Linked DNA regions of Mus musculus: all the other regions are linked to region 1. The links are chromatin loops, found by intact Hi-C in ENCODE. Cell type or tissue: left cerebral cortex. All regions are shown on one strand. Each heading gives the region's core, and the rest is flanking DNA. Links, peaks and the distances in the headings are about the cores only. Region 1 has its middle 24 kb from the start of Prss54. Region 2 holds the start of Csnk2a2 (casein kinase 2, alpha prime polypeptide). Region 3 holds the start of Setd6 (SET domain containing 6).

Region 1 (10,106 bases), core at 843-8,842:
ACAATCTAGAGAGACCCAGCACACATCCCAGGGCAGTTCTAAAAAATAAGTTTTAATGATGATTGTCAAAACATGAGTTCATTAGACATGGTCCCTGGGGCCCTGCTTTGGCAGGAAAAGAGAATTAAGCTTCTGTTTTAAAAGGTCACTCTTAGCAGGGTGTGATGAAGCAAGCCTTTAATCCCAGTTCACCGGAGGTAGACAGGCGGATCCCTGAGTTCGAGGCCAGCTGGGTCTATAGAGCAGAGTTCCAGGACAACCAGGGCTACACAGAGAAACCTTGTCTTGGAAAAACAAAACAAGCAAAACAACAACAGCAGAAAGTCACTTTTAACCAGCCCTGGAAGCGAACGGCCGCGGTCACATCAGCCGAATCCTCTGTGTCTATGGCAACGGACATTCTGAGCCCTGATTAACCATAGATCCAGGACGACTGCATTAGTCTCCGCACAGCTACAAATACATGAGAACCAAGCAGCAAGCTACATGTTCTTTGAGGAAATCTGACCCTTTCCAGGGAACACAATCAGTCAGAGCTGCTGTTAAGCCTTTTTGCTAAGGGAGCTATCCCCACCCGCCTTCCATTCCCGTGTTGTTTGCAAATCAGAGCAAAGACAGTAAAGCGTAATAATGGCATTGAGTTTGGAATATTATTTTTAATTTATTACTTTACTTTTGTACACACCACACACACACACACACACCATGATGTGTCGGTCCTCTGGAGTTCTTCCACCCTGTTAGGCAGGGTCTCTCATGTTTCTGCTGCTGCTGCTGTTGCTGCTGCTGCTGCTGCTGCTGCTGCTGCTGCTGCTGCTGCTGCTGCGCTTGTGAGCAACACTTGCTCATGTGCATGCGCGCGCGCGCGTGCACGTGGGGGGACAGGGCGGGGGTATGGCGTATGCACGAGGAAGTTAGAGGACACCGTGCAGTTCTCTCCTACAAAGTGTGTCCCAGGCATGGAATTCAGCTCCTCACATTTAGGAGCAGGTGCTTTTAACAGTGAAGTCATCTCTCTGGCCCCACATTTGGCGGTTTACTTGGGCTCTGGGGATCCAATTCAGGTCATCAAGCTTCTTCAGCAAGCACTTTTACCCACTGAGCCATCTCCCAGTATACACACACACACACACACACACACACACACACACAATGTGTCCTTTTTTCAATTAGAAATTTTCTAAAATTCAGGCTAGGGTGGGGGGTGGCTCAGCTGGGGTAAAATGCTTGCCTTGCAAGATGAGGATTTTAGCTGGATCTTCATAACCCACATAAAAATGCTGGGCCTGGAGCCATGGGTGTGTGGACTGGGGCCCGCTACCCATTCAGTCTAGCCTAATGGGTGAGTTCCAGCCAATGAGCAGCTATCTCAAAGGAGTTGAGCTGTATTCCAGAGGATGACACCAGAGGTTGTCCTCCGGCCTCCATATGCACACATGCACACACACACACACACACACACACACACACACACACACACACACACACCACACACACACCTGTATCTACACACATGATACAAGCATTCATCTGTATGAATACACATGAAAAGAAAAAGGAAATTTCATGCGGATGGTGATGGCACATGCCTGTAGCCCCAGCACTCTGGAGGCAGAGGCAGAGGCAGACAGATCTGAATTTGAAGCCAACTTGATCTACAGAGTGGGTTTCAGGACAGCTACTGCTACATAGAGAAACCATGTTTTGAAAAAGAAAAAGAAAAAAAAAGAAAACGGAAAAGAAAGAAAGAAGAAAGGGAGAAAGAAGAAAAGAAAAAAGAAAATTACTGAAATCCAGACAAATGTCAAAAAAGAAGTACCTGCCATCCTAGCTAGGTTCTTTACTACTCATATATTCATTTATGTATACATGTATGTTATAACATTCTACTTAAGCATATAGTTTTATGTTCTTAGTCATCTGCTCTGAATTTTATTTCAGGTCATTATTTTTCAAAACTGTATCGTTTTACAGAGACAATCCACTAACAGTTATTTTACACTTTAATTGCATGTATTGCTAACCCGGGGCTTTGTGCCTGCTAAGCGCATGCTCATCGTCTGAGCTACGCCCCAACCCTCAGATCAGCCATTGCTTTCTCTCTCTGTTGTATGACTTGCCCTGGAGGGATGTGAGCAAATGCCTCTCCACCCCAGATAAGGCCCCCAAAACAGACCAAAGAGCAAATGTACACTCCGTAAGAGCAGTTCACTGAGCCAATGGAGTTTACTGAGCCTGCTTCCATCTCCACGGGTGCAGGGTACTTAAGGAACATGACTCATAGGATGACCAAGAAGACCCACCCCAGCATGGGTAATGGTCTCCAGGAAACTGCAGATGGTTTCTTCCCTCTGTGTAACAAGTCCCTCCCAAGACCACATAACAGCCGAGACAGAAATACCTATAGCTAGGGAACAGTAACAGGGTGTGGGGGAGGGGAACACAGGAGGGAGGGAGGGGCTGGAATCTCAAACATCTGAGGACTGACCCCTCCCACCACCTCCTAAGAGGGTCTATCAACAGGCCCTGTCTTGTGAAGGTCATGTAAGGGTTACTACCACTTGAAGATAGTAACAGCAGAGCTATGCTTGAAAGCCATCTCATGACGGCCTATCACGATGTCTCATATAGGAGGTCATTTATTTTTAGCCCTCAGCTTCAGGAGGTGGGGCTCTTGGCATCTGCAGGGTTGCTTATACCTATTTGGGGCCTCGGGTGAAGCATGAGAGTCAACCTTCCCATCTGGCTATGTGTGCACAGATATTAAAGCACTGGAGGGAGTAACAGAGAGAAGGCCATGGTAACACAACAGAGGCGGGCGGCTTTTTTATCCACTTACAGCAGTCTTTTACGACCAGATAGAAAAAAGGAATACAGCTATGAAAGAGAACAGGCCAGGAGACATGGCTCTCTGTGAGTTTGAGGCCAGCCAGATCTACATATCCAGTTCCTGGCATCCAGAGCCACAGTGAGAGACCTTGTTTCAAAAACAAAAGACAAAAAACAAAAACCCACCAACCAACCAAATAAAACAAACAAAGGATTGAAGGAGGAAAGAAAAAAAGAAGCTAAGGAGAACATAATTCCTGTATATTCCATGTCCTGAGATGTCTTTTAGGAAGGATGGGCATATCTTTAAGGGTGAGTGGAGAATGTTCTAAGTGTCCATCAGTGGATCCATGGGTATGCCTACGGTGGACCACCCTTCAAGTTTTTAAAAAGAAAAACTTCTGGCCATCCACTGCCAATGTGGTAGTGGATGGATTTGGATGGATTTGGAGGTCACTTTACAAAATAAGGCGATCATAGCTGAGGGTAGTGGTTCACACCTGAGTTCCCAGCACTCAGGAGGCTGAGGCAGGATGGGTACCTAAGTTCAAAGCCAGGCTGAGCTTACAAACGAGAGAGAGAGAGAGAGAGAGAGAGAGAGAGAGAGAGAGAGAGAGAGAGAGAGATACCTATTAGCAATTACTTCCCAAGCTTTCCTCAACTCCAAGCTCTCTGGCAACTCCTGCAAGCCGCCTCCCTGACCCTGTCTGCACATCTGCCTGGATATTCCACATAAGTGGGTGCAGACATGGAGATGGAGAAGAGTCCCCGATAGGTCCAGGGTGATGGACAAGTATACACTAAATAGTGCTGATGGTCGCTGGATGCACTTAACACACCTTAAAGTGGCTGGAATGGTCTGTTTTATGTTGTGAACATTTTACCATCATAAAATTTAACCCCCAAGCTTGGGGGCCGGAGAGATGATTCGGTGATTAAAAGTAATGGTTGCTCTTCCAGAGGACCCAGGTTCGATTCTCAGCACCCACATGGCGGCTCACAACAAACTGTAATTCCAATCCAAGATAAGCTAATTTAACTAAAACAAGATTGGCCATTTTATTTTCAAAAATCAAGGTATAATTCAACAAAACCTGTGGAGTAAGAAATGATTTGGGGGCTGGAGAGATGGCTCGCCACTTAAGAGCACTGACTCGCTCTTCCAGAGGTCCTGAGTTCAATTCCCAGCAACCACATGGTGGCTCACAACCGTCAGTAATAGGATCCCATGTCCTCTTCTTGTGTGTCTGAAGAGAGTGACAGTGTACTCACATAAACAAACAAACACGGGGGCTGGAGAGATGGCTCAGAGGTTAAGAGCACTGACTGCTCTTCCAGAGGTCCTGAGTTCAATTCCCAGCAACCATATGGTGGCTCACAACCATCTGTAATGAGATCCGATGCCCTCTTCTGGTGTGTCTGAAGACAGTTACAATGTACTCACCACATATATAAAATAAATAAATAAAATCTAAAAAAACAAAAAAGAAAAAAAGAAAAAAACCAAACACATCTTTAAAAGCAAAAAAAAAAAAAAAAGTAAAAGAAACAATTTGGCTATAACTATGAATGTGTGGTTGAATTTTTTTTTTTTTTTTTTAAAGATTTATTTATTTATTTATTATATGTAAGTACACTGTAGCTGTCCTCAGACACTCCAGAAGAGGGCGTCAGATCTCGTTACGGATGGTTGTGAGCCACCATGTGGTTGCTGGGATTTGAACTTCGGACCTTCGGAAGAGCAGTCGGGTGCTCTTACCCACTGAGCCATCTCACCAGCCCGTGTGGTTGAATTTTAACAGACATATCTGGGTATCTCTGTGAGGTATAAAATATTGTCATGAGACTAGCCCATCTCCTCATTTTTCCTGATTTACAGACTAGGAAAGAAGAGGAAACTCCAGCTTTTCCAACCCCCTAAAATAGCTCATTTTGAAGCACTAGGCTACATAGCCTGTCTCAGAAGGAACTGCTCTGGAGGCAGCTGAATCTCTCCTGCAGTCTTACTCCCTTGGGCGGGTTAGAGCATAGCTTCTCCTGGGCCTGACAGGAGCTAAAGACAGTAGCACCCAAGAAATTCAGCTGATTCTAGAGTTGACTGGTTGGCTGTTTGTCCTGGTTGTTCTAAACATCATGGTACTCCCAAGTGAGGGATGTGGTCTGCTTTGGAGTACTTGGTCACACAAAAACAAAACCAAAAAACCAAAAAAACCAAAAAACTAAAAAACAAAAAAACAAAAAAACAAAAACAAAGATTCAAGAAAATTGCACTCACCTGAGTGTGGTGGCACAGGCCTTTAATCCCAACACTGAGGAGATTATTTTAGTGAGTTCGGAGCCAGCCTCATCTACATAGAGAGTTCCAGGACAGCCAGAGAATGTAGTGAGACTATGTCTCAAAACAAACAAACAATAAACCCATTATAGAACCCCAAGATTTTGGCTGTGATTTGTGACTCAGGGGAGTCAGATGTTGGGTGCGAGTCTGGGCATCTGGCTTCTGTTCAGTCCACGTCTCCGGTGTTCCAGTGCGAAGCTCGGTGATTAAGAAGCTGTCCATCTGTCAGCGGTAAAGAGTAAATAACGTTGTAAGCGAAGAGTCCTGTTCACGCTGCAAATCCTACTCAAGTTGTTACAAAAACTCTGGACAAACAACGAAGATGGGAGAAGCACGTTGTCACCTGCTCTTTCACGGAGTCCTCGGTTCTGCAGCTTAGCCATTCCTTCAGTTCACTGGGGGTCTCTGCTTTAGAGACTGCGCTGGAGTTTGCTGCAATGATCATTTTGGACGGTAGGAGGCGATGTTGCCCACAACATTCCAAGTCTTCTCCAAGGGGCAGCCTAGCTTCTACCTTCATCCATAGCAAAGAAGCCGCTATTTAGATAGATAGATAGATAGATAGATAGATAGATAGATAGATAGATAGATAGATAGATAGATAGATAGATAGATAGATTATATAGATTAGATTAGAGAGAGATGCTCAAAGCATCTGGTCCCCGTTTTTAACAGTGAAAAAGAAACAGAAGGAGAGCTTTTGTTCACTGGCTGATTTCTCAATGTTTTTTCTTCTCTTCCCTGGTGTCAGATGGTTTCCATTTGCCTCCTTTCTAGTAAGGCTGTGGCAGCCTCCCCTGTGAAAATAATTATCAGATCAGACTGACCTAGGGAGAAAACATCTGTGCGGCCGTGACCATCCCTGGACGGCAGAGCCTAGAACATGATTTCTCCTAGCTGGGGCCTTCCTGCTGCATGTGGCTTCCCTCACAACCTCTTGCAGACTGAGCAAGCCTGTGTGGGACCCTTTTCCAGGCCCAGCGTCTGCTTTTGTATTGGGCTCAAAGGTAAGATTTCATTTTGTAGAATTCTCTGTTGCTACACGCACCAACCCTCTAAAAATTAGACACCCTGGTGTCCCAGAAAGGCAGCAAGACATTAGATGCCAAATATCTAGAGAAACAAATTAAGTCGGTGAAGAGAAAGCCCTTGGCAGACGTGGCATTTAATTAAGCTTTGCTTCACTGAAGTGTGTACTCCTAAGTTAACATTTGTAAGCTAGTATTCTCAATGAAGTTCAAAGACGTTCAAGTTTCATAGCAGACAACTGTAATGGCAAGCTTTCAGACAGAAGACTAGCCAGCACACAGCCCTTTCCACAGGTGACAGTTTATTTATATTTTTTCCTTCCGCACGGTGAAAAACAGTTGTCATTGCGTATATTGGAAAGCCATGACTCGTGGGGCAGGAGGAGACAAGAGAAAACATCTGGAGAGGATGAGTCTGTCTCCTGAGAACAATACACATTTGACTACTTAGATTACACACACACACACACACACACACACACACACACACGAAGACTTTAATCTCCACCTGACTGGCATGTGGACAACCCCGTGGCTTCTTGGGGGTGCTTTCTCTTGTTTTCTTACCTTTCTCAAAGTGACTCCATTCTAGCCCTGTGCTACCTAGTAAAGCAAATACCAGGGAGCATTTGGGAGCCTGAAATATAGATAGAGCTGAGATGGGTTAACTCTCCTTTTCCAGAAGCAGAGGGACTGACTCCTGCCTCACCTGTGGCGGCACGGCTGGGGCCAAGAGCAGCTGGTATGGGTTTTAATGTGGAGTTTTGGCCACTGCATCCCACACCGCAAAAGCCAGCTTAGTTGTCCTTTGACGTCTTCAGACATGCTGTAGCATGGCTGAGCCTGCACTCATACGCATGCGCACACATGGCAACCGGCGACCGCGGCATGGCAGCAACGCCGCCCACCGTCGGTGACAAGAAGTTGAACTGCAAGCTGATGTTGGTGGTACATACACATCTGTAATCCCAGATACTTCGAGAGCTAAGATGGGAGGATTCTCAGTTCAGTGACAACACAGTTTTTCACCTCAATTTTTCAAGAAGAAAAGATGGCGTGTTATTTGTCCTAATTTGTGATTTATATCATAAGGTACTGATTTTGGTTTGCTTGGGCAATATATTTTAATCATTATCTGGTAACATTTATCCAACTTTTATCTTTAAAGTTCCTTGTGTAGCTCAGAAAAAAAATTCTTCTGCACTTCAATATTTGAAAAGCCTCCTTTAAGTGGCTGCGGGTGTGGCTGATGGCGATGGCGAGGATGAGCTGTAAGCATGAGGCCCTGGCGGAGGTCCCCACCAAGACAAAATCAGTAAGGAGCATCGTTTTACTGCATATCTCAAACATTTTAATGGTTTCATTATATTTAAATATTTGATGCATTTGGAATATAATTGAGTCTAAAGTAAATTAAGGTATTCCTCCTTTAGGGAACCTCCCAAACTCTTGGAGTTCTTATTTTTCTTTACTGTATTCATATACTTTGGGGGAAAAGAGAAATTAATTTAAGTCAGGTGTGGTGGCATTTCACGATAGCCCTGGTACACAAGAAGAGGCTGAGGCAGAAAGATTTGTTTTTTAATTTTGTACCTCGATCTCTTTGGCCATTAATTTAAAAAAAATATATATTTATTTTATATATTTGAGTACACTGTAGCTATCTTCAGACATGCCAGAAGAGGGCATCAGATTCCATTACAGATGGTTGTGAGCCACCATGTGGTTGTTAGAATTAAACTCAGGACCTCTGGAAGAGCCATCAGTGCTCCTAAATGCTAAGCCATCTCTCCAGCCCAAGGAAGATTTTTAAATTCAGGGCTATCTTGAGCTAGCAAACTGAGTCCCTGTTTTAAAAAGTAAAATAAATAAATAAAATTGGCCAGGCAGTGGTAGCACATACCTTTAATCCCAGCACTCGGGAGGCAGAGGAGGCAGGCGGATCTCAGTGAGTTTGAGCCTAGCCTGGTCTACACAGGGGCAGCCAGGCCACACAAAGAAACCCTGTCTCAAAAAACAAAACAAAAAATAATAATGAATAAAAAAATAAACTTTGAATTCAACACAGTAATTTCTCCATATTTATTAAAATCTGAGGTGAGAGAGGTGGCTCAGTGGCTAAGAGTGCTTTATGGTCTTGCAAAAGGTCCAAGTTGGATTCCCAGTGCCCACTTCTGGTGGTGCACAGTCACCTGTAACTACAGCTCCAGGAGGATCTCGTGCTTCAGGCCGCTGTGGGCACCTGCACTCACGGGCACATACCCCTCCCCCACATACAAAATTAGAAATAAATGTATTTTTTAAAATCGACCTTTTAAAATAAAATATTTAATTTTTAAGAGTCTGCCGTGCTGGGCAGTGGTGGTGCACGCCTTTAAACCCAGAACTCAGGAGGCAGAGGCAGGCAGATTTCTGAGTTTGAAGCCAACCTGGTCTACAGAGTGAGTTCCTGGACAGCCAGGGCTACACCATTTTGAGCTAGAGAGATGGCTCAGTGGTTAAGAGCAGTGACTGCTCTTCTAGAGGTCCTGAGTTCAAATCCCAGCAACCACATCTGTCATGGGATCTGGTGCCCTCTTCTGGTGTCTGAAGAGAGCAGCAATGTACTCATATATAAAGCAAATGAATAAATATTTATAATTTTTTTAAAAATCTGCCATTTCCCAGGCATTGGCACACTTGGGAGACAGAGGCAAGGAGAAGTTTAGGAGTTCCAGGTCTGCCAGGGCTATAAAGTGAGACCCTGTTTCAAACAAAACAAAACAAAAATCTATCCTTCTTTCCTCCACTGATCTGAAACTCCAACTTCAATCTAAAAACAGATCGTTGTGTTGTGTATATTTGGGGAAAAGAAAATCATCTCTGGGTTCTCTGGATTCCGTACCCAAGATTCACACGTTCAGCCAAGTGCCAGCATTTGTGTGTTTCAATTCTTTCTTGCTTCTCAATGTGCCTCGAATTCTCATTCCTTGTATGCCCATCCGATTCCTTTATTACATCGCAAACTCTCTGAGGGAGAGGGATGCTTTCTTATCAACTTTTGAATTCCGAAAGCTTTTCCTTGTCGGGAGTGGGCGTTCCGTCAGCATTTGTTACTTGATTCAGCTTGGCATGAATGGAAGGCTGGATAGGTAGATTCATAGCAGAGTCAAATCTCCCCTTTTCAGCCCCACCCCTCCCCCACCCCATCTCCACCCAACCGGAAATCTCTTTCGATATGTTTGCTGGTTTGTTTATATTTTTATGTATGTTGGTACTTTACCTGCGTGTTTATGTGTATGATGCTGTTGGAACAGGAGTTACAAGCAGATGTGTGAGCTTCCACGTAGGTGTTGTGAATGGAACTCCGATCCTCTAAAAGAGCAACCAGTGCTCTTAAACCGAGAGCCATCTCTCCAGCCTGGAACTCCTCTGAGGTTCCTCTGCACCATCCCTTTGGAGTCCAGTCTCCTTTTTGGGTCGCTTACTGTTCTCACTCCCATACATCCAGCCTTCCAAGCATGGCTGTTCATTTCTCCAGGTAAGACTTATCTGGCCTTGGCCATCTCTGGGATGGTGGTCATGGAGAGATGAACAGGCTCCGAAGAGGGAGGAATTGGCACACAATGCTTTTAATTTTTGAAGTCATTTTAAAATGCATCCTGTTTGGGCGTCTGAACTTTTTTAAAAAAATTATATATTTTGTTCAAATTTATTTCTAATGGTAATAAGCGTGTATGGATAGTGGTGATGGGTACACAGCAAGTGTGCTCTTGTTATGTTTATAATCTGCAGCATCCCCAGATCCCTGTTTTTGAGCAGCTGGCCCTTGGATATTTAGCATAAAAATTGTATGTGTGGTGGTTTTAATATGCTTGGCTCAGGGAGTGGCACGACTAGGAGGTGTGGCCTTTTGGAGCAGGTGTAGCCTT
Region 2 (10,106 bases), core at 929-8,928, 110 kb before region 1:
AGGACTAAAGCAGTGGTCCTCAACCTGGGAGTCAAATGACCCTTTCACAGGGGTCACCTAACCCATCAGAAAACACAGATATATTTACATTATGCTTCATAACAGTATCAAAATTATAAGGTAGCAATAAAATAATTTTATGGCTGGAGGTTACAATAGCACGAGGAACTAACTATATTAAAGGGTCACAGCACTAGGAAGGCTGAGAACCACCGTTCTAAGGAAACTGGTGCGTGATCAACAAGATGTCTCAGCAGGTAAAAGCCCAGGCTGTAGTGACCTGCATTCAATCCTGGGACCACAGTATGGAAGGAAAGAAACAAGCCCTGCAAGTCATCCTCTGACTCCACACATGAACCGCGTGTCTCCCCTGACCTCCAAAGTAAGCAAGAAAGAGATTTTAAAAAGTAAAAACTGAACGCAATAAAATCACCACCAAGGCCTGAGAGCAGACAAATCAGCAAGCATGCATCTGTGGGAACGAAGACAGAACTCACTCAAGTTCAGTCTGCTTCAAGCCCGACTTCCAAGCCATCCCCTTTAGAAGAGTAACTCCAAACACAGACAGTTCCCGTTCACTTCCAGTGAGTGCCCTTCTCTCTTCCATGACAACTCAGAATTACCAACAAGTCAACCAGCTAATGTCCCCATTTCCTGTGACACACAGATTCCTAATTCACAGTGCCTGCACTCACTGTGATCCTTCCTACAGAAATCGGTCTGATATGCTTCTAATGGATTCTAAGCAAGTACATTCTGTGATTCTGCTCAACCCTCTACGTATGTCCCTATAATGTCAACGTTACAAATAACTCCGGCCAATTTACATACAATTTCTAACAATTTATATTACCAATACTCCAATACTCTTAGTAACTACTCATTTACTATGAAACATTTGCTAAAACTAGAATTTACAAAAAAGCGAAGCTTTTATTAACATGTCTCTTTATGAAGATGTCTTGGTACCTTTGCTTAAATGATGGGTAAAAGAATAACCTTCCCTCAGACAGAGAGGGCCCAGAGGAGGGAACATTTGATCTTAGAAAGACACAATCATTTGGATATGACAAAGGCCATCAGCCAAGAACTAAATCACTAATAAAGAGCTGTAATCAATGCCAATCTTCCTTTTAAGAACCTACAATCTTATTCTGTTTGCTGTGTTAAGGTGGGGGAAGGGTAAGGACTAGCTCCAGGACCTCAAGCTTGCTAGCTAGTGCTCTACCAGTGAGCAGCCACCCTAGTCCTACCAATGCAAAAAACAAAAAGAACTACAAATATGTAAGATATGTTTAAGACAAATTTTAACACCACCATTCCCTTCGTCAAGAATTTTGAGAGGGGAAAGTGACAGTCAGCCAAGCTGTCTATAATATAAAATAATGCTGTTAACAGCAGCCTTACATGAGAATTTCCAAGCCGCTGCAGCACTGGGTCAAAGCACTTTGGAGGATTGCTCTTGACATGCACGGAGGAAACAGCAGTTTAACTAAAAGCTCTCAAGGACCCCAGGAAGGGCTGGAATGAATGCACACAAGCCGTGTTCACCAATGCTTTAATTTTACTTCTGGGCACACCTTCAAGAACTGACAGCTTACAGTCAAGATGAAACTCAGGACAAGAAGTAGCCTTCTACCTTGTTGCATAAATAAACCCTTTTTTAAAAAAAATCATTTTCCTTTCTTGTTAACACAATTTCTGACACCACTCCCCAAAAATAAAAGACATGGCTTCTCTATTCACTACAAAGTTTTAAGGTCTAACCTCAGACCTGCACACATGCTCACTTTTTCACACAGACACATTAAAGAAACTGTTAAGAGTTATTACATTTAAGCCAGGCGTGGTGGTGCACGCCTTTAATCCCAGCACCTGAGGGGCAGAGGCAGGTGGATTGCTGAGTTCAAGGCCAACCTGGTCTACAGAGTGAGTTCCAGGACAGCCAGGGCTATACAGAGAAACCCTGTTTTAGAAAAAAATAAAACAAAACAAAAAAACCCACAGACCTTTCACTAGCAGCTTTTTAAATTTGTAAAGTCCTCTAATAGCCTCAACTTACCTTGACAAATGAAATACTTAGAAATCTTACATGCAAGTTAAATGAAATAAAAGCCCTCCATCACTACGCACCCAACTGTGACAAAATGACAAAGACTGATATGAAGTGTCACTGAGTGCCTGCGCCCTGTGTCTCAGTCACCACGTGCCCACCTAGTCTTTCCTGTGAGATTCTATGAAAAGCAAACCTTTCCCAGACTGCCCTAAACCGAGCAGCTGGCACTGCTAAGGGCTTAATTTTCTCTGAGAAAATATCACAATAGTAGGTATTAGTCGTAACTTCAACTTATTTGAGTAATAAGCATAATTTTGGTATAGCCTCTGTTCTTTTTGAAAAATACTTCCAATCCATTATAAAAGCAAAACCACAATATTAGTGATTTCTTACTCTACCCTTCAAATATAAAGAAAAGCTACACAGAAATGCCTACACAGTGGTTTGACAAAGGAGTATGAGGTGGTTCAGACTGCCCTCTGAGAAAAACCAAACACGTCAGGAACTAGAGCATCGAGCGGGTCTCCCAAATCTCATGCTTGAACTTGAACCTGTGCTCAGTGCTAAGATCCTACAGCCCAGGCTGAAATGAACACTCAGAGGAATGAAGAAGTAGGAAGGAAGAGCTCTGGTGAAGGTCCATTTCAACAGAACAATGATGTCAGGTACATTTCTTTGTGCCTAGGTCTGCTATCTGTAAAAATAATTTAAAGCCGCTTCCGTACTGGATGTGGTAAATATATGCATTGGATCTTTAGAGCAGAGGAAAAACTATCAAGCAACTCATCTCTGAAGTTCCTCACAAGAACCATGGGAAACTACTAACCCTATGTTTCCTTAAACACACTGGGGCTTACACACACCTGAGCACTGTTCCCTTCCAAACACTCCACAGCAAACAGCACTTAGTCCCAAAATGCTACTGCACAGACATTTAGACATTTCCCTGAAATTGCTTTAGACTTGGCAAATTCAATCCTCCAAATGTGCAGCAACAGAACATGGATATTCCCAACTATGCTTGTTTTTGCTTATCCTTAAAATGAAAATGTCTGAAGTAACTTCTATTCAAAACAGGTTTATGTAAGTAATGAAATTGCATGGTTTCCTCCAGCAAGTTCCCTGAAGGAAACATTTCTCTGCTTAAAACACACCCCTCCCATAACTACAGACCTCCAATGTACAACTCATACTTAGCGGGGCCAAGCTCCCTATCTGCCATCATTCCTTCCTTCTCACCCCAGTGTCTTGGGCAGCAGCAATAGCATCACCCATCTCTGCAGCAACTCTGCTCCTTCATCACTAGGCCAGGATGGTAAGGAGCATTAGCAGCAGCCATTTTTTTTGAAAGGTGATTCACACAACGCTAAAATCTACACAATTAAATAAGAACTGCCCTAAGGCACAAGCTTTTCAATCCTGCATTTTTGTTCACTGGGCACTGTGAAAATCTGGTGAAACACTACCACTCTCCAGTGCTCTTTCACTAGTGACACACATACATGTTAAGTGATCTGACAACATGAAAAACTGCCCAGATCCTAAGGTGACAAGCATATGCATTTAAATGACTTGACAACCATGAAGAACCGCTCAGGTCCTACGAACCACCCTCTCGAACAACCTACAAAGCACTATTGAATCTTCAATCACCTGTACAGAAACTTGGCTGACTCTTCATGCTCATTAAGATCATGTCTTCATTTGAGTGATAACAAAAGCCCTATCATTATCAAAGCGAGAGGGCTAGTCTTGCCACAGAGACAAGTTTTGTTCCAGTTATTATTTCAGGGGCTAGAATGTACTCTTCTGTTGCCCCAGATCTCTTAGCGGCTGGCTTGCTATATCCAGCCCACCTGAAACTTTACTGCTACATGAAATGAAAATATCAACTGAGGGAATTGTCCTGAATTTTTGGCTTTAAACTTATCTCTGAGCAGACTCCAGTTTTGTTTTGTTTTGGGTTTTCCGGACTTTTTCTGGAGTAACTGGGAGCAGAGAGTAACGAGTACAGATTTAGAATCCCTACAGTTGACAGATTCTCCATGCAAACTCCTTCCTCTCTTGCGAATACCTCTTTATTCCATATCAGATACAGTCCCCCCTCACAAGCTTTGTTTGAGAAGTTCAGAATTCACACTTTAAATGTTCCTGACCTACCAAACTCAGAATTAAGACCAGCCCGCACATTTTCTCAAAAGTTCACAAGGAAAAGCATGGTAGGAGTCCTGTAGGAGATGCTTATTCTGGGATAGCTGGTTCTTTTGCCCTGTGGGGGGAAAGGTTACATGCCACCGTTGGCCACTCACCTTGAGAATTTTTACAACCACCCTCTCATTGTTGGTGATGTTAATGGCCTCAAATACTTCACTATACTTGCCCCGACCAAGTTTTCGAACCAGTTGGTAATCATCTTGATTACTGTGAAAGGCAAGAGATATACATAAATGCCAGGATTTGGGATTAAGCAAGCCTCTGTCCACCACACATCCATCCGCCATCTCCAACTAATCAAGCATTCGGAAGTATTCCTACCATCACACAGCAACTCATTCTCTTAAATGAGAGCCACACAGAAGCTTGGCTCCCTTCACTCTGCAGAGCTCCTAACCTAACTGACTCTTAACAAGAAGAGGAATGGGCAGCTACAAGGCCTCAGGAGCCATTAAGGGGACTAAGGGAAGCATCCCCCCTGGTGGTACTGGGGTGCCCTGCCCGTGGCTCCACGGCACCTGCCTCCCATTTCACACCTTCCAGGGGGCACTGCCCGCTCTAGACAATCTGCCCCTCTTCAAAATGACCCTCCCACCCAGCCTCATTTCAGAAAGTAAAGAGGTAGAGATTTCAACAGCTCAAGAGGACAGCCATGGACTTCCCAACCCATAGGAAGCCCAAAGTCTGAGGAGGAAGGGCCGCCCCCACCCCCGACCCCACGCTTCTCCCCACCGGCGGCTGAGCCGGGGACCGAGGCAGGGCGGACAGGAGAGGCCGGGGACACGTGCGGCCGGGGCCGGGCCTCCCTGCCAGCCCCGAGGCCGAGCGGCCGGCGGGTGCGGTTCGCGCGTGGGGCGGCCGGCGGCGGCTTTACCCCCAGCTCGGGACGTGGGCTTCGTAGTCCCAGTACTCGCGGCTCCTCAGGCTGTTCACCTCGGCGTAGACCCGGGCCCGACTGCCCGCGGCCGGGCCGGGCATGGCGGGCGGGACCGGGGGGCGCCGCGGGGCGCCGAGGGCGGCGGCGGCGCGGCGCGGGGCGCGGGGCGGCAGGCACGGGAAGCGGCGGGCCGCGGGCTGCCCAAGCAAGAGGAGGAGCGCGGCGGCGGCGGCGGGCGTCCGCGCCAGGCCGGGCCCGCGGGGGCGGGCGGACGGACGGACGCTCGGGCCGGGGGGCGCGGAAGGCGCCGGCCGAGCCGGCCCGGGGCCTTCGGCTGCCGGAGGGACGGCGGGGTTCGTGCTCCGCGGAGGCCTCCGCTCGGCTCGCGGCCCCCCAGAGGCGGTGGTGGCGGCAGCGGCAGCCACCGGTCGGGAGAGGGGCAGCGGCAGCGGCGGCGGCGGCGAAGAGGGAGGAGGAGGAGGCGGAGGAAACCCGGAAAAGGGGCCGCACTCGCCAGGAGCGGCCGCCGCCCAGCCCCGGCCCGCCCCGGCCCACAGCGCCCCCTACAGTGCGGGGGGACTATGGCCGGCGCCCGCCCCCTCAGCGAGCTCGCCACCCTCCAAGCAATGTGGCCGGCTGCCTGCCCAACTGCAGGCCACCCCCCAGAAGTCTCTACCTTTGACTGCCGCCGCGCTTAGCATAGTTCCACTGTCCAGTCACCTCGTGTCCACCCACCACGACCTCCCATATTGGCCCTGAGCTGACTTTCTTTGAAACCCAAGAACCCTCCCCTCAAACTGTCCCCCTTCCTCACTCCTCTTCCCACTCTGGACCCCACCCTGCCATCCACAGATCCCTTCCTTCAAGAGGAAAACCAAACTAGTCCTAAAGCTACCCTCGCCTCCCAATTCCCCATCCAGATTCCTCCCTGAGAGCCCACTGAGCCATCCTTTGGGCCACTTGCTTAAACCAGAGCCCACCAGATAGTTTCCCCATAAAGTTAACTGGGTTTTTCCCCCTTTGTATTGAACCTGTAATTTGTGGATCATACTTTGAGAATGTAAATATCCATTTTGTTTGTTTGTTTGTTTGGGAGGAGGGAGAGCTGGGGAGTGAGGACTTCTTGAACAGTCTTCTCTCTCATTGATGTCCTGGGGTCCCCGGCTATCTTGTTTTCCTGTTCATATTCTTTAACAACAAGGATCTCTTCTTCCAGCCCAGGTTGCTCTGACTCTAAACTCCCCCTCTCCCTCCCCCCCACACACTGTTTTCTAGATGAGGCCACGTTTCCTCTTTCTTCACATACCGAACTATCGAGGTTCAAGTCCCGGTTCCATAGTTTGCAAGGAATGCAGATTTGAACCAATGACTCAACGTCTCCGTGCTACAGATTTTGTAGCATCAACCCAGCACCGACTTCACAGAGCTGTACAGAGACTAAGGACTGCTCCATATTAAAACACTACATGTTCCCGCTGTTGTTAAACTCTACACCTTTCCTTCCCTGAGAATAGCGCATGCCCGTCTTTCAGTTTCTTCTTCTCTCTGAGCTTGGCCACGGGGTACCGCTGCCACCCCACAAATGACTGGCTTTCTTTTTCAAATCTCACCTTAGAGGCCACTTTCTCTGAAGTTGATACTTCTCTCAGCGACTCCTCCATGCCCTTCGTAAAACTACAGCTTGGCATGAGTCCTCTCCTGGTTTGCCATCTGTCCCCTCCCTGTGAAAACAATGTGAAGGCATGACTAGGGCTGGGTGATCACCACCAGGTCACTCAGTGTCTGCCGGGCAGGAGGCCTTCAGTCAACACAGTGCTCTTGGCCCACGGTTACCATGCTGGTTACAAAGGGGACCCTGAAGGTCATATTATGCATGGACCAGCTGACTTTCTGTGTGACGCACAGAGAAAGGACACACCACTCATCACATTGCTGTCAAAAAAGCTCAACCTGCATCCAACCAGACACGGCCAAACTGAGGGACAGTTCAGCAAAAAAATCTAGTTCACACTGCTAAAAAATAACAGTGTCACAGCCAAAACAAAACTTGAGGTGCTGCTCTAGAGTAAAGGAGACTGAGAGCGACCCCTGAGGCTGCACACTGTAATCCTACCTGAGGAGTAGACTGTGGGTTCAAGGCCAGCCTGAGCTACATAGTAAGATCTTGTTTTGTTTGTTTACTTTTTTGTGGGGGGATGCAGTCAGGTGTGGTAGTGCATTTTGGTAACCCTGGTACTTGGGAGGTTAAGACAGGCAGATCAGCATGAGTTTGATGCCTGTCTATCTGGACTATGGAGTGAGACCTGTCCAAAATAAAAAATAAAACAAACCATTCAGAAGCCTAGAGAGACAGACACACTATTTCTACTGCCCTTATCATTCAAAAGCAGCAAAGAATATCCAAAATAAATAAATGGGTCAGGCCAGGTGGGGTAGTCCATGACTGTTAGCCTAGCAGTTGGGAGGCTAAGGCAGCAGCATAGCCTAGATTCTGTAATGTGCTTCAGGCCAGTGTGGGTTATGTAGACTCTATTTCAAAAACAAAAGACAACAAAAAAGCAAAAGCAGGAACTGTGTGTGTATGTGTGTGTGTGTGTGTGTGTGTGTGTGAGAGAGAGAGAGAGAGAGAGAGAGAGGAATACACTTATCTCTGGGGTAATTTTAATATGGGGTGTATATTATATATTACCAATGTTTTTGTTTTTCCCAGACAGGGTTTCTCTGTGTAGCCCTGGCCATCCTGGAACTCACTCTGTAGACCAGGCTGGCCCCGAACTCAGAAATTCACCTGCCTCTGCCTCCCAAGTGCTGGGGATCAAAGGCGTGCGCCACCACTGCCTGGAAAATACCACTGTTTTAATGCTAACTTGAAGCACATGAGCTTTATATTGGGGTTAAACAAGAAAAGCCCTTTGGTTTTAAAATTTTCAAGTGTTGAAGGATGAACTGTTTTAATCTCCACAATGTATTCTCAAGTGGCTCTGTAGAAAACCAACAAATAACAAAAACCCATGGGTTCCCAAGGACATGACCATCCATGGAAAGAAGGAACCACTGGCTGACAATTAATGACATAAGCCAAATATCCGCAAGTACTGACTCAGGCACCGTAACGCCAGGACCCTGGAGGCGCAAAGGTAGGAGAGTCATGAGTTTGAAGTCCACCTGGGTTTCATAGCAAGACCTTGTCATAAAAGAAAAAGCCCACAAATTTGCAACTTTGTGCAAACTCTAACACCTTCAATAAAACAAGAACTGTGGGCTGGAAAGAGATATAGCTCAGGGGTTAAGATCAATGGCTGCTCTTCCAGAGGACCCAGGTTCAATTCCTAGCACCCGAATTGCAGCTCACAACTGTCTGTCAATGCCAGTTCCGGGGACACGCACGTAGCCAAAACACCAATGCACATAAAATACATTTTAAAATTTGAATGAAATAAAGCATTTAGCGAACACATGGACTTTGACCTTGATTCCAAACACGGCACCCCCTCTCAATCTCCTTTTTAACACACCCTTAAGATCTTAAGGTTGCTCCAAGTTTTATTTTTTTTGTTTTCTTTTTCCCCCCTCAAAATGTTCTATTAACTTGTCTAGACCAGCAAGTCACAATCCTAAATCTTAGATAGACTTTCTTAGCTCTAGAAAGCTCCTGACACTGTGCAGAAATTGTAGCTAGTTTGAGCATGTATGCTCTTTTTCCTCTGCATGTGTCAGGTTCTCAAAGGAGACTATGGCCTGGAGAGGATTCTAAGCCACTGCCATTGATCTGAGAACTGTGTCCAAGCCCTGGCAGAGCCCCATTCTTTGCCTCCTCCACCCTGGCCCACCTCTGGCCCCACCCACACTCCCTGTTCTTGCCTCTCATCCTTCACCACGTTGCCCACACCCATGTCTCATAACCTGATCCCACACCTGTGGCTGCTTGGGGATTCTCCCACACATGGCTCTGGCGCAACATACTCCGGATTTGGCTGATACTCTATTGGCTCAGCCCTGAAACCTATAGCCAGCCCTCCCACAGCCAAGTGGAAGGCGTTTTTTTTATGGCTTGTTGCAAAGTAGGATGATGGGTGTCCCACAGTATTGGCAAGGTCCCACTGCTTTTCTTTAGTCCCCCCCCCCCCCTTTTCTTTTCTTTTCTTTATATGGCCAGCCTGGCTACGGTTAACATGAGGTGGTACCCTGGCAGTCCAGCTGAAGGAATCTGGCTTGGGTTTGTGAAAGACCGAGCAGGTAGTTCTGCATAAGTAGGTGGAAGGGCAGGGAGAGCCCAGTACTGATTTTTCTTCACTGTGTGTGCCATATACAAGTGAATGTGATCAAAATTATAGAAAAGAGGATGCAAGGAGATGCCTCGAATCAGATCATCCAGTGCTTCCTCGCCGACATCTCTTCTAGACTCCAATTTACCGAACAAAATAAAAATCATTATGAAGATCTTAGAACATTTTCTGACAAGTTTTTTCCTGGGGTTGGGGTTCAAATCTAGAGCCCCCATTTACTGTCTTGATAAGGTCTATTTTCAAAACATTTGAGAGGTTTCACAGGTCTTTTTTTTTTTTTACCTCACATTGTTTCTTCTTAAAACAAAAACAAAAGCAAAGAAAAAAGAAAAGAAAACAAAACAAAAACCCAAACCTCCCTTAAGAGTTGGATATGATAGCCAATGGTGATGCACACCTTTAATCCCAGCACTTGGGAGACAGAGGCAGGTGGATTTCTGAGTTTGAGGCCAGCTTGGTCTACAGAGTGAGTTCCAGGACAGCCAGGGCTACACAGAGAAACCCTGTCTCGAAAAAAAAAAAAAAAAAGAGTTGGATGTGAGCTCCCTACCTGTAATTCTCCATAGTCTCGAGGCTGAGGCTGAGGAGCTCAAAACCAGACCAGAGATATAGACGACCTCATTTCAAAAGCAAAACTAGACAAAACAGAAACCTAGCCTAAAAATATGAAGAG
Region 3 (10,106 bases), core at 1,259-9,258, 120 kb after region 1:
TCTTCCTCCACTCCTCCCAGCCGCAGAGACCTTGATATTAACCGACCTGGGACGGTGCCCAATGCCAAGACACTCCGGTGAGTGACTCTTGCCCTCCAGCCAGTCCCTGCCTTTGCCCCAAACCCAGGCCAGATGACCCTTATCCTCTGTCTCCTAGCTGCCCAGTGATGCTGGTAGTCGGAGATAATGCACCTGCTGAGGAAGGGGTGGTGAGTGTGACCGTCCTGGCCAGGGGAGGGAGGTTAGAGCCCGGGGCAGGCCCTGAATGATGCTTTTCCCAGAGCATTGGGGCCTGACCGCTCCCATCATACAGGTGAAGAGGTCTGCAGAGTGGATGGAGCTAAGGCTAGGGCCTGGCTGCCTAGTGGTCTCTCCCCTGCACTTCTAGTTTAGAGCCCAAGGTCCATTTCTTCCTAAAGTGGACCCATAAGTAACTCCTGGACATCAGTACTCGTCTTGGAGCCGCCCAGGCGCTCGCTTTGGGGCAGTGCATGTCACCACTCCCATTGGAGACCCGACAGCAGAAAACCTCAGGGTAGGGGCCTCTGAGCCCAGGGGTGCTCAGAAAAGGAAGGCTGTGAGAGCAGATGTAGGCTACACTAGCCATCTTGATCCAGGCTGGGCCCCTGGTGTTGCCTCCTGTCCCTTGGCATCCCTGGACCCCACTGTCTGGATCTTTTGGTCCATCCTGCTAGAGTGACCCTGGCTTTCTGGGTTAAACTCCTGTCCTACTTGCAGCTGTGACTACAGTTCCAGGGCCCTCAGACCAATGGGCCTCCAGGGACTCAGGAAGCCCTAGCAGGAAAAAGCCTGGGGGGGGGGGAGCCCTAGGGCCTGTACTTCCCTCCCTGCTCTGGGCACAGAACCTGCCTAAGCAGTGGAGTGGGGGTATTGCTGCAGCTGGCTCCTTGTTCCCAGGTTGAGTGTAACTCCAAACTGGACCCAACCACTACGACCTTCCTGAAGGTCAGACACCCTCCCCCCCTCCCCCTCCCCCTCCCCCTCCTCCCCACCCTATACTCGGCTGCAGGGAGGGGTCTGTTGGAGCGGGTGGCATTAGGAGCGGGTGGCATCAGGAGCAGGTGGCATCAGGAGCGGGTGGCATCAGGAGCAGGTGGCATCAGGAGCGGGTGTCTGTTGAGGTGTTGGGAAGGGGCTGCTCGGCTCACCCTGCTCTGGTCCTTTCAGATGGCAGATTCTGGTGGTCTTCCTCAGGTGACACAAGTAAGACTCTTGGGCCTGCTTTTGTGTCTATTAGTGGGGGTGGGGGGTGGGGGGGTCGGGCTCCCCACCCTCCCCACTAGTTCAGGGAGTCAGTCAAAGCCTCTTCTGTCCATCTGATTGCAGCCAGGGAAGCTGACTGAGGCCTTCAAGTACTTCCTGCAAGGCATGGGCTACAGTAAGTACACCTCCCCCACCCCGGGCAAGGGCTAGGAACACATTACCCATGTACTGAGGAGTCTGGGTGAGTGCATTCTTTGTCACCTGGACCCCAGCCTCTGCAAACACCCGTAAGGTGTGTGTCCCAGGCCCAGCCAGCTTCTCTGCCTGGGTGGAGCCTTAGGCACTATTCTGAGCCCAGTGTGGGGGGCCTGTTTGGGAACGGACTCCTCCTCCAGCCCTTGAGGGTCCAGTACCTAGGCTGGGGCCTGTTAGGGAAGCTTGTTTCAGATGAGTCACCCACACCCTATGGCACTTCAAAGGCCCTTTGTCACAGTAGAAGGTTAGCACTCAAGCCCATGGAGTCTGGGACCAGAGAAGGGAAGGGGGACCATCTGAGTATTTGCACATCCGGAAGGGAGCCTGAGGCTCCTCCAGGAACAAGGACTAAACCAGCTTTCGGTCCCCATCCTTCCTGGAACATCCCCCAGGTAACAGTGATGAGACTCAGCCTATGCACCCCACCCCCCTCCCCCACGATTCCAATGGCTCCTGTATGCCTCCTGGACCTCCGGTTTCCCTCTTTCCAACATACAACTCCCAGGATGCAAACTGCTCTCCCTCACTTTGGTGCCCTCCCACCCCCTACTAAATACTTTAGCCTCTGGGGCTTGCACCTCCTCAGGACAGCAACTAGGATATCCTTCCACCCTGCCAGCCTTTCAGGGAGAGGTAGAGCAAAGAGAGGTACACGTAGGCAGGGAGGACCAACCAGAACGCCATGCTAGGCCCCATGAGCTCTTGGAGCTTGGTAGACATCTGTGAAGCCAGGAAACGGTTGTGTCCTTGTCCTTGGGCTTCAAGGGAACTACGCCAGGCATCCCAGGAGTCAGAGGGGCTTTGGGAGGTTGTGCAGGCCTCCTCAGTCTGGAAGAGTGAGGGGTAAGGGCACTAGCCTAGGACGTGGCCTCCGTGGGCCTGAGCCACACAGCCTGGGCTGCAGAAGAGGGAGAGTGAGAATTCCCAGACAGCTTCCTTGCTGCTGTTTGGATGGGTTGCAGCAGCGGGCTTCCCCAGGCTAGCCCTCTCTGGTCTGTCTGTCCCATCTCGGCCCATCTCGGTGCCCTGGGCCTGGTCCACTCTTCACCGTGTTCTGTGTCTCCCCCACCCTTGCCCTCTCTGGCTGTCTTCTCTCTCAGTTGCACACTTGAAGGACCGAAGGCTGAGTGGAGGAGCAGGTAGTCCATGGCCTATGGCCTATAGCCCATGGCCTGTCTGCTGATGCATGGACACCCCGCCCCTCCCTGCCCCGCCCTAACCCGCCCCGCTCCTCTGCAGTGCTGCAGCTGCACTATGTCTTGCTGTGGTGTGGAACCTTCTTGTGTTATGCTCAGCTCAAAGCCCCGGAGGATCCCTGCTCTTCCACAGACCCTGGTCTGCTGAGGGCTCCGTCCCGTGTGGGACCTGACACACTGGCTGGTCTCAGAGCAGCCGTCTTGTTTCTAGGTTGCCGTGGGCTGTGGGGCTTCCAGAGCTTTGGGAGTTAGAAGCAGAGCCTGCAAACACAACAGTGCTAGGTTTGCCTTGCAGACATTGTCTGCCCCCTGCCCAGCCTCTAGGTGGACTGGCCTTACCTACAGTAGTAGAAGCAAGATTCAGGCAGTCTGTGGCTGATTGCCTTCACAGAAGCAATCCTGCCCCCCCTCCACCCACGCTACCCCACCCCTGTCACTTTTTGGATGCAGGTCTAGTTGGCCACAGAGCGTCTCTCTATCCCAGGTCAGGGTGCCTATAAGCACCTGCCCTGCTCTGACCATACATAGCTCTGGGTAGCTGCTGGGACCTAGGCACCTGCTGGCTGTAGCCCATTAGCCTGGCCTGCTCACCGTTGCTGACTGGTCCTGCATGCCTTGGCCTGGTATAGCCAGTGCCAGAATCCTCTGCGTGTGGCAAGACTGGGTGTCACTGGCCGCTTTGCTTGTGTTGTTTTTTTTTTCCCACCGGCCGGTACCCACCTTGCCTGTCCTCAGGACCCTCTGTTCTTGTCCATAGTGCCCTCAGCCAGCATGACCCGCCTCGCACGCTCACGTACCGCGTCCCTCACCAGCGCCAGTTCCGTGGACGGCAGCCGCCCTCAGCCCTGCGCCCACTCAGACAGCAGTGAGGGGATGGGCCAGGTCAACCACACCATGGAGGTGTCCTGCTGAAGCCCTCGTCCTGCCCATGATGCCCGCTTACCTGCCCCCAGGTCCCACTGCCATCTCTGCACCGGCTCATCTTCCCTTTAGTTTTATTTTTGTGAGAGTGAAGGGGAGGAAATGGGGTTACTTCTCTTTTATTTAAAAAGAAATGAGGGGATCCACCTTGGGACAGCACAGCACAACAGTCTTAGATGGTGTGAGGGGCTCGCCTTACACACTCCTGTCTCACTCAGTGTGGCCCCTCCCCTCTGCCCAGCTGGGGCGTGGCCAGGATAGTTAGATACAGTACTGAAGAAAGCCCAGCCCAGCCCCTGGATCTGGCAGATGTGAGGTTTGAAGATGGTGGGTAGTGAGCTAAAGCTCTGATGTGAGTGGGAGTCAGACCAGTGGGCAGCCTTGGACCTTAAGAGTGTCCCTTTCCTGTAACCCTTGCATCAAGCACACCTATTCTAATAGTAGAAGTGACAGTCATGAGGATGGTAGCCACAAGAGGGCGCTCTAGACAGACAGCCATTTTCCTGGTGCTCTCTGGGCAGGACAGGTGGTGTAAGGCCAGCCAGGCTGAAGAATATGGAGAACCCTGACATGGGGGCAGGAACCCCCATACCCTGCCACCACAGGGCCTTGTCCCACCCTGAGGCAAAGGTCACCTGGTCTCTTGTCCCTGTTGGCAGAGGTTAAAATGTTGATTGCTGTGTATGCTGTGTGTAGCCCCTGAGAACTTCATGATTACCCATCCCTTTGGAAGCTGGCAGGTACTGTAGGTCCCTCTTGTCCCAGATTTCACCAAGTATTTGTCACAGTGCCCTGGTCAACTTGGGCCAGTGTGTCACAGACAATACTTGAGAAGTGAGCTTGTTAGAAAGACACAGATGGGAAGATACAATGACCTCTGCTTGCTGGAGGGGCTGGAGATTGCCTGGCCCTTGGGTGGGAAATGGGCCATCCTCAAACAAAGGTTCCATGCCTCCTACAGCCCACAACTATGCCCGCCATCTCACCAAGTAGGCGCTCACAGCCTGGCCATTGGTTTCATCTGCTCTCATCCCCAGAGAGGAGAGAAAGCACTAAGTGTGTATATGGGGAGTGGGGATGATGTATGTGGTATTGTATGGGTGTTCTGAGGCAAGAGGACACCCACATCCATTTATCTGTGGCACATGCCGCCCCTTTCTGTAACTGTAAGCCATTTCTAGACTGCTCTGGAGTCCAGTGGAGTGTTTCCTATCCCCGGTTCAGTTCACTCACGTGCTTCCGTGAATACTGAATGTGACTGTTTAGAGGTGGTAGAACTAATCCCTTACTGTAGATAGCACTCCAAGTATTGGACATCTTTTTGCTGTGTTCTTAAGATATCTATAAATACCTATACATTATATATATATATATATGTATGTATATCAGGTCCTCCTTCCTGTATGTGGTTTCCCATTGGTAGTTGTCTTCTCTTTGGTCAAGATGAACTTTTAATGGAGTTCATTATTTTCCTCTCTGTACAAAGTTAAGAGCCTAATTTTGTGTATTCTGTTTGGTGGCTGATAAAGAGACTTTGAGATTACAAAATGCAAAACAAAAATCCTTGATATAGAAAGTTAACTGTGCAGAAAAACTAATAAAGAAATTAAGTCTACGTGTGTCGTGTTTCCTATCACAGGGAAGGCTCAACTGTTTAGGCTGCCTGGCTGCCCCAGGGCGCTGATAGTTGGAGGATAGTGCCTGTTAGACACATTTGGTTGGGGGAGGGTTGAGCAATCTTTCTGTAGCCCAGGCTGGTCTTGAATACTCAGCAATCCTACTTCAGCGTCATGGGTGTTAGAATTATGTAGGCCACCCTGCTTAATTTTTTTTTTCCTCTTAGGGTGATAAGAGATTGAACCAGGGTGTTTATACATGATGGTCAAGGTTCTACCAAGCGGCTATATACTCTGACTGAGATATAATTTTACCAGTCCTGATACTAACTCTATTTCACAGCTGAGCAGAAAGTTTAGCCAGCAAGAAAGACCGCTTCAAAGCAAGGGCACAACACTATTTGCTTGGTTTTAGTTGTTTTGGGACATGGTGTCACTCTGTTGTCTGGCTTGCCAGAAACTCCCAGTAAACCACAAACCCCCCTCAACCTTCCAGGTACTGAAACTAAACTACTGAATTCTCCATGTTACCGTTTGTGCTATCATTCATTCACCTTATATTACTTCCAGCGTCTCTCTCTGTCTCTCTCTGTCTTCTCTCTCTGTCTCTCTCTTCTCTCTCTTTTCTCTTCTCTCTCCTCTCTGTCTCTGTCTCTCGTCTGTCTGTCTGTCTCGTGCGTATGTGTGTGTGTAATGTGGAAACCCTTAAGGCCACTTCAAACCCAGGTGTAAACGGACTAATCAATCAGTCAGTGAAATGATGGTTAATCACTAACCATCAGTCGGTCACTACGGCATACTAGCCCAGCCTCCACAGAGGAAGAAACTGTTTTGTCCCTGCACGCCGCTCTCCGGGACACGGCCAGAACTAGGGTGGAGGCCGGTGCGCACGCGCACGCGCGATTCCTAAACCGGAGCGGTTTAGTAGAAACGCCCAGCTCCGCCCCGGAAGCGCAGTGAGGACCCGGCTGCTCGCAGCATGGCGGCCCCCGCCAAGCGCGCGCGGGTAAGTGGCGGGTCGCCCCTCGTCGCGCCCTGTCCCTCCCCGAGAGCTGCCCGCGCGCCCCTGCCGCTCCCTGCGGGGTCCAGCGGCGGCGAGCCCGAGGGCGACGCGGTGGCCGGCTTCCTGCGCTGGTGCAGGCGAGTGGGGCTGGAGCTGAGTCCTAAGGTGACGGTGAGCCGGCAGGGCACGGTGGCCGGCTATGGCATGGTGGCGCGGGAGAGCGTGCGGGCCGGGGAGCTCCTTTTCGCAGTGCCGCGGTCCGCGCTTCTGTCCCCCCACACCTGTTCCATCAGCGGCCTGCTGGAGCGAGGTGGGTAAGGAAGGGGCAGGGGGACCAGCTCGGAGGCTGGCAAGGGAGTGGCGCTTGGACGTTCACCTGGTGTCTTCCCTAGAGCGAGGCGCGCTGCAGAGCCTGTCTGGGTGGGTGCCGCTGCTGCTGGCGCTGCTCCACGAGCTCCAGGCCCCAGCATCACCCTGGAGCCCTTACTTCGCGCTCTGGCCAGAGCTGGGGCGTTTGGAGCATCCCATGTTTTGGTGAGAGCCGAGGGAAGGGCCGGGAAGAACCTGTTGCAGTTTCTTTGCTCTGGGACTGGGCACCTGCTGCATGAGAAGGCTGCGAAGGGCTCCGGGTGGGCTGTCCTTGCAGGCCGGAGGAAGAGCGGTTGCGACTCCTAAAGGGTACAGGTGTCCCCGAAGCCGTGGAGAAGGATTTGGTGAACATCCGTAGCGAATACTATTCCATCGTCCTGCCCTTCATGGAGGCTCACTCGGATCTCTTCAGCCCCTCTGTTCGCTCCCTGGAACTCTATCAGCAGCTCGTGGCCCTCGTGATGGCTTATAGGTCAGTGATTAAAGCCTAGAGGAGCAGACCCTCATCTTTGAGAGGGAAGGTGGGAAAGAACAGTGAACTCCAGGTCCCTCACCCGAGACTGGGCCTTAGCTGAGTTCTCTCTGCGGCAGCTTTCAAGAACCGCTGGAGGAAGATGATGATGAAAAGGAGCCCAACTCACCCTTGATGGTGCCTGCTGCAGACATACTAAACCACATAGCCAATCATAATGCCAATCTAGAGTACTCGGCAGTGAGTGGACCCCTATCCCTGGTCAGGTGGTGTGCATTACAAATCAAATCACTGGGCTCCAGTTTCCTACTAATCGTGAAAATGCGGTGAGACTAGCTACTCTCCGGTGTACTTTTGATATCAACTGAGATGGTGTGGACACACCCTAAGTCCACCAGAATAGCTGCCTGCTCTGCCAAGTCACCTCAGGCCCTGTGGAGAGCATTAACAGCAGTTCAGTGCTATTAGGAGGTGGGATGTTTATGGGCCAGAGGCATAGTAAGAAAGGCCCCACTTTAGTGTTGATTCTGTAGGAAAACTTGAGCAGACAGACGTCTATGTAATGTAAATATTGGCAGCGTCTTAACACCTGTAATCTTAGGAGGCTGAGGCAGGATCCAAGGTTCCAGGCCCATAGCTTCCAGTTTTCGTCTATACATGTCAAACTTTGCTCTCCAGTGTAAGCAGATGTGACTTTCACTTATTCTTTACCTCCGTTGCTATTTTGACATGAGGATTAACTTGTTCTGTTTTTGAGACAGGTGTGTATGTATGTGTGTGTATGTATGTATGTATGTATGTATGTATGTATGTGTATGTGTATATATATATATATATATATATATATAGCTAGCCCAAGACTCAAGAGTTTTGTCTCCTGAGCACTGAGTGTTTATCACCAGGCCTAGGCTTGGTTTTCTTAAAGCTTGTGTAGGTAACTAGGCAGATACACCTAATATACTAAATTGACCTCTAAAGTTGGTTTCACCCCCTCAGTATACAGGACTGAACAGTAGACAAATGGTCTGTGTCCTCAGCGCACATTCAGTAGGCTCTTCCAAGAGAGAAGTGGTCTGGTGGGGGCTATGGTGTGGTCCCAGCTTTATCCTTTTAACCCAGGATTATCTCCGGATGGTGGCTACTCAGCCCATTCTTGAAGGTCATGAAATCTTCAACACATATGGGCAAATGGCTAACTGGCAACTGATTCATATGTATGGTTTTGCTGAGCCCTATCCTAACAACACAGACGACACGGCTGACATTCAGATGGTGACAGTCCGAGATGCTGCACTGCAGGGTGCGTCTGCCCATCCCAGGTTCTGTATACCTCTTGACTGCACTTGTCTTGCTGGGGTTGATGTCGGCTCTCTCCGTCCATTACTTTATAGGAACAAAGGATGAAACTGAAAAGCTGCTCGTGTGTGAACGCTGGGATTTCCTGTGCAAACAGGAGATGGTAGGGGAAGAGGGAGCCTTTGTGATAGGTTGTGAGGAGGTGCTGACTGAAGAGGAGCTAGCCACCACACTGAAGGTACAGGACTGACAGGGTATGGGTTGCTGGTATTTAGAATAAAACCAAAGAAAGGGGAGGGACCTAACTTTCTACAGTGGTATGGTTGTCTTGAAACTCACAGTAGCACATTGCAACTAAAGGGCCCATATTTCTTGTAGGTACTGTGCATGCCTGCTGAGGAGTTCAGAGACTATAAAGAGCGGGCTGGATGGGGAGAGGAGGAGACAGAAGACGACAGTTTGGCAATCACAGATATCCCCAAGCTCCAAGAATCATGGAAACGGCTTCTTCGAAACAGTGTTCTGTTGACCCTACAGACCTACACCACAGACTTAAAAACAGACCAGGACTTACTCAGTAATAAGGAGGCCTATGCCACGCTGAGCTGGCGCGAACAACAAGCCTTACAGGTCCGCTATGGTCAGAAGATGATCTTACATCGGGTGTTGGAACTCACAAATTAAGCAGGCTTCCTGAGAACCTTTTAAGGTCATGTTCTGTTGCTTGGAGAGGAGGGAAATTTGGGACTTTTGCTATTTGGCAGTTAGAATCAAAGGAAAAATAGCTAAAAAGTAAACTTACATGTCGGCACGTTTGGATTGATGTCAGCAGATTTAGGAGCATGCTATTTTTACTAATGCCATCAGATTTTTTTAGAACTTAATAAACATGGGCTGAGTTCAACTTTGAGAAGTTCAAACTTTCTTTAGCACATTCCCGTGAAGTATGACATCTTACTGGACCATCAGTCTTATCACAACTCACCTCTCAAGGACAAATTAATTAGAAGTGGAATTCTTCCAAATACTCATACCAAGACAAAACCCCCACACAAGTTTTTAAATATAGTTTAACCACACAGATTTTCTTGCTCTAACAGCTTCCTCCAGTCGACACAGAAATGGTACACAAAATGTCCTTACTGGGGATGGTTGTAATGTCCCAGTGAGGCAAGGGATGCTAGCCTGGACTATGCAATAGCAGGACTCCCAAAGAATCAAGTAGTAACAGGAAAATCTGGTCATTAAGAAGTGACTATTGGGCTGGAGAGATGGCTCAGTGGTAAAGAGCACTGACTGCTCTTCCAGAGGTCCTGAGTTCAATTCCCAGAAACCACATGGTGGCTCACAACCATCTGTAGTGGGAGCTGATGCCCTCTTCTGGTGCGTCTGAAGACAGCATCAGTGTACTCACATATATAAAATCAATACATCTTTTTTTTTAAAGTGACATTTCCCAGTTGGCTGGGTTGTCCACGTTTACAACCAGCACTGGCTGCTGCTGCTACTGAGAAAGGCACAGTGGACTCATATGCATGTCATGACTTTAATGTTTACCGTCTTCACACATACATGAAAGCTGATTAAGGCCCAGAAACTACAAAGGCTACAAAATATAACACGGGCCTAGCTGTTCACGGAACATTTACGATCCTGATCCTTATAAAAAGCAGCAGCTGTAGTAGTCTTTTTGACTTTTGTTGTTTAACTAGGCTGTACAGCCTAAACAAGGTGAAGCAGAATCGCAGGCCAGA

What was found. Hi-C counts contacts between places; a loop is a spot of excess contacts. Peaks named below come from ENCODE experiments on the same cell type or tissue, not always from the same donor. Only the 100,000 strongest peaks of a DNase experiment are listed, where the experiment ranks them.
Region 2: it touches region 1 in a loop (2.6-fold over the local background); 3 of 42 quality-filtered maps call a loop at or near these places.
Region 3: a loop joins it to region 1, with 5 times the contacts of the local background. A loop is called at or near these places in 3 of 42 quality-filtered maps.

What each region holds. Positions count from the first base shown.
Region 1 is chr8:95,594,462-95,604,567 of GRCm38, forward strand. It overlaps the pseudogene Gm31518. Among named protein-coding and RNA genes, the nearest start is that of Prss54, 24 kb to the left of the region's middle. In left cerebral cortex, for the core only: CTCF peaks have their summits at 5,610, 7,879 (motif pointing right) and 8,793 (motif pointing left); DNase peaks (open chromatin) are centred at 5,609, 7,021 and 7,955.
Region 2 is chr8:95,483,200-95,493,305 of GRCm38, forward strand. It overlaps Csnk2a2 (casein kinase 2, alpha prime polypeptide), which reads right to left and starts at 5,621. Exons shown (of 12, transcript NM_009974.3): 1 at 5,145-5,621; 2 at 4,366-4,477. The coding sequence starts at 5,248. In left cerebral cortex, for the core only: a CTCF peak has its summit at 5,734 (motif pointing left); a DNase peak (open chromatin) is centred at 5,700; H3K4me3 peaks cover 1,714 bases; H3K27ac peaks cover 1,347 bases.
Region 3 is chr8:95,709,746-95,719,851 of GRCm38, forward strand. It overlaps Ndrg4 (N-myc downstream regulated gene 4), which reads left to right. Exons shown (of 17, transcript NM_001372423.1): 11 at 21-77; 12 at 158-209; 13 at 919-966; 14 at 1,189-1,224; 15 at 1,348-1,399; 16 at 2,580-2,618; 17 at 3,433-5,211. The coding sequence ends at 3,587. It overlaps Setd6 (SET domain containing 6), which reads left to right and starts at 6,168. Exons shown (of 7, transcript NM_001035123.4): 1 at 6,168-6,525; 2 at 6,608-6,749; 3 at 6,862-7,056; 4 at 7,176-7,296; 5 at 8,176-8,356; 6 at 8,448-8,590; 7 at 8,731-9,262. The coding sequence starts at 6,192. The coding sequence ends at 9,036. Cnot1 (CCR4-NOT transcription complex, subunit 1) reads right to left here. Exons shown (of 49, transcript NM_001372353.1): 49 at 9,186-10,106. In left cerebral cortex, for the core only: a CTCF peak has its summit at 4,075 (motif pointing right); DNase peaks (open chromatin) are centred at 1,502, 3,360, 3,992, 4,728 and 7 more places; H3K4me3 peaks cover 2,035 bases; H3K27ac peaks cover 1,659 bases.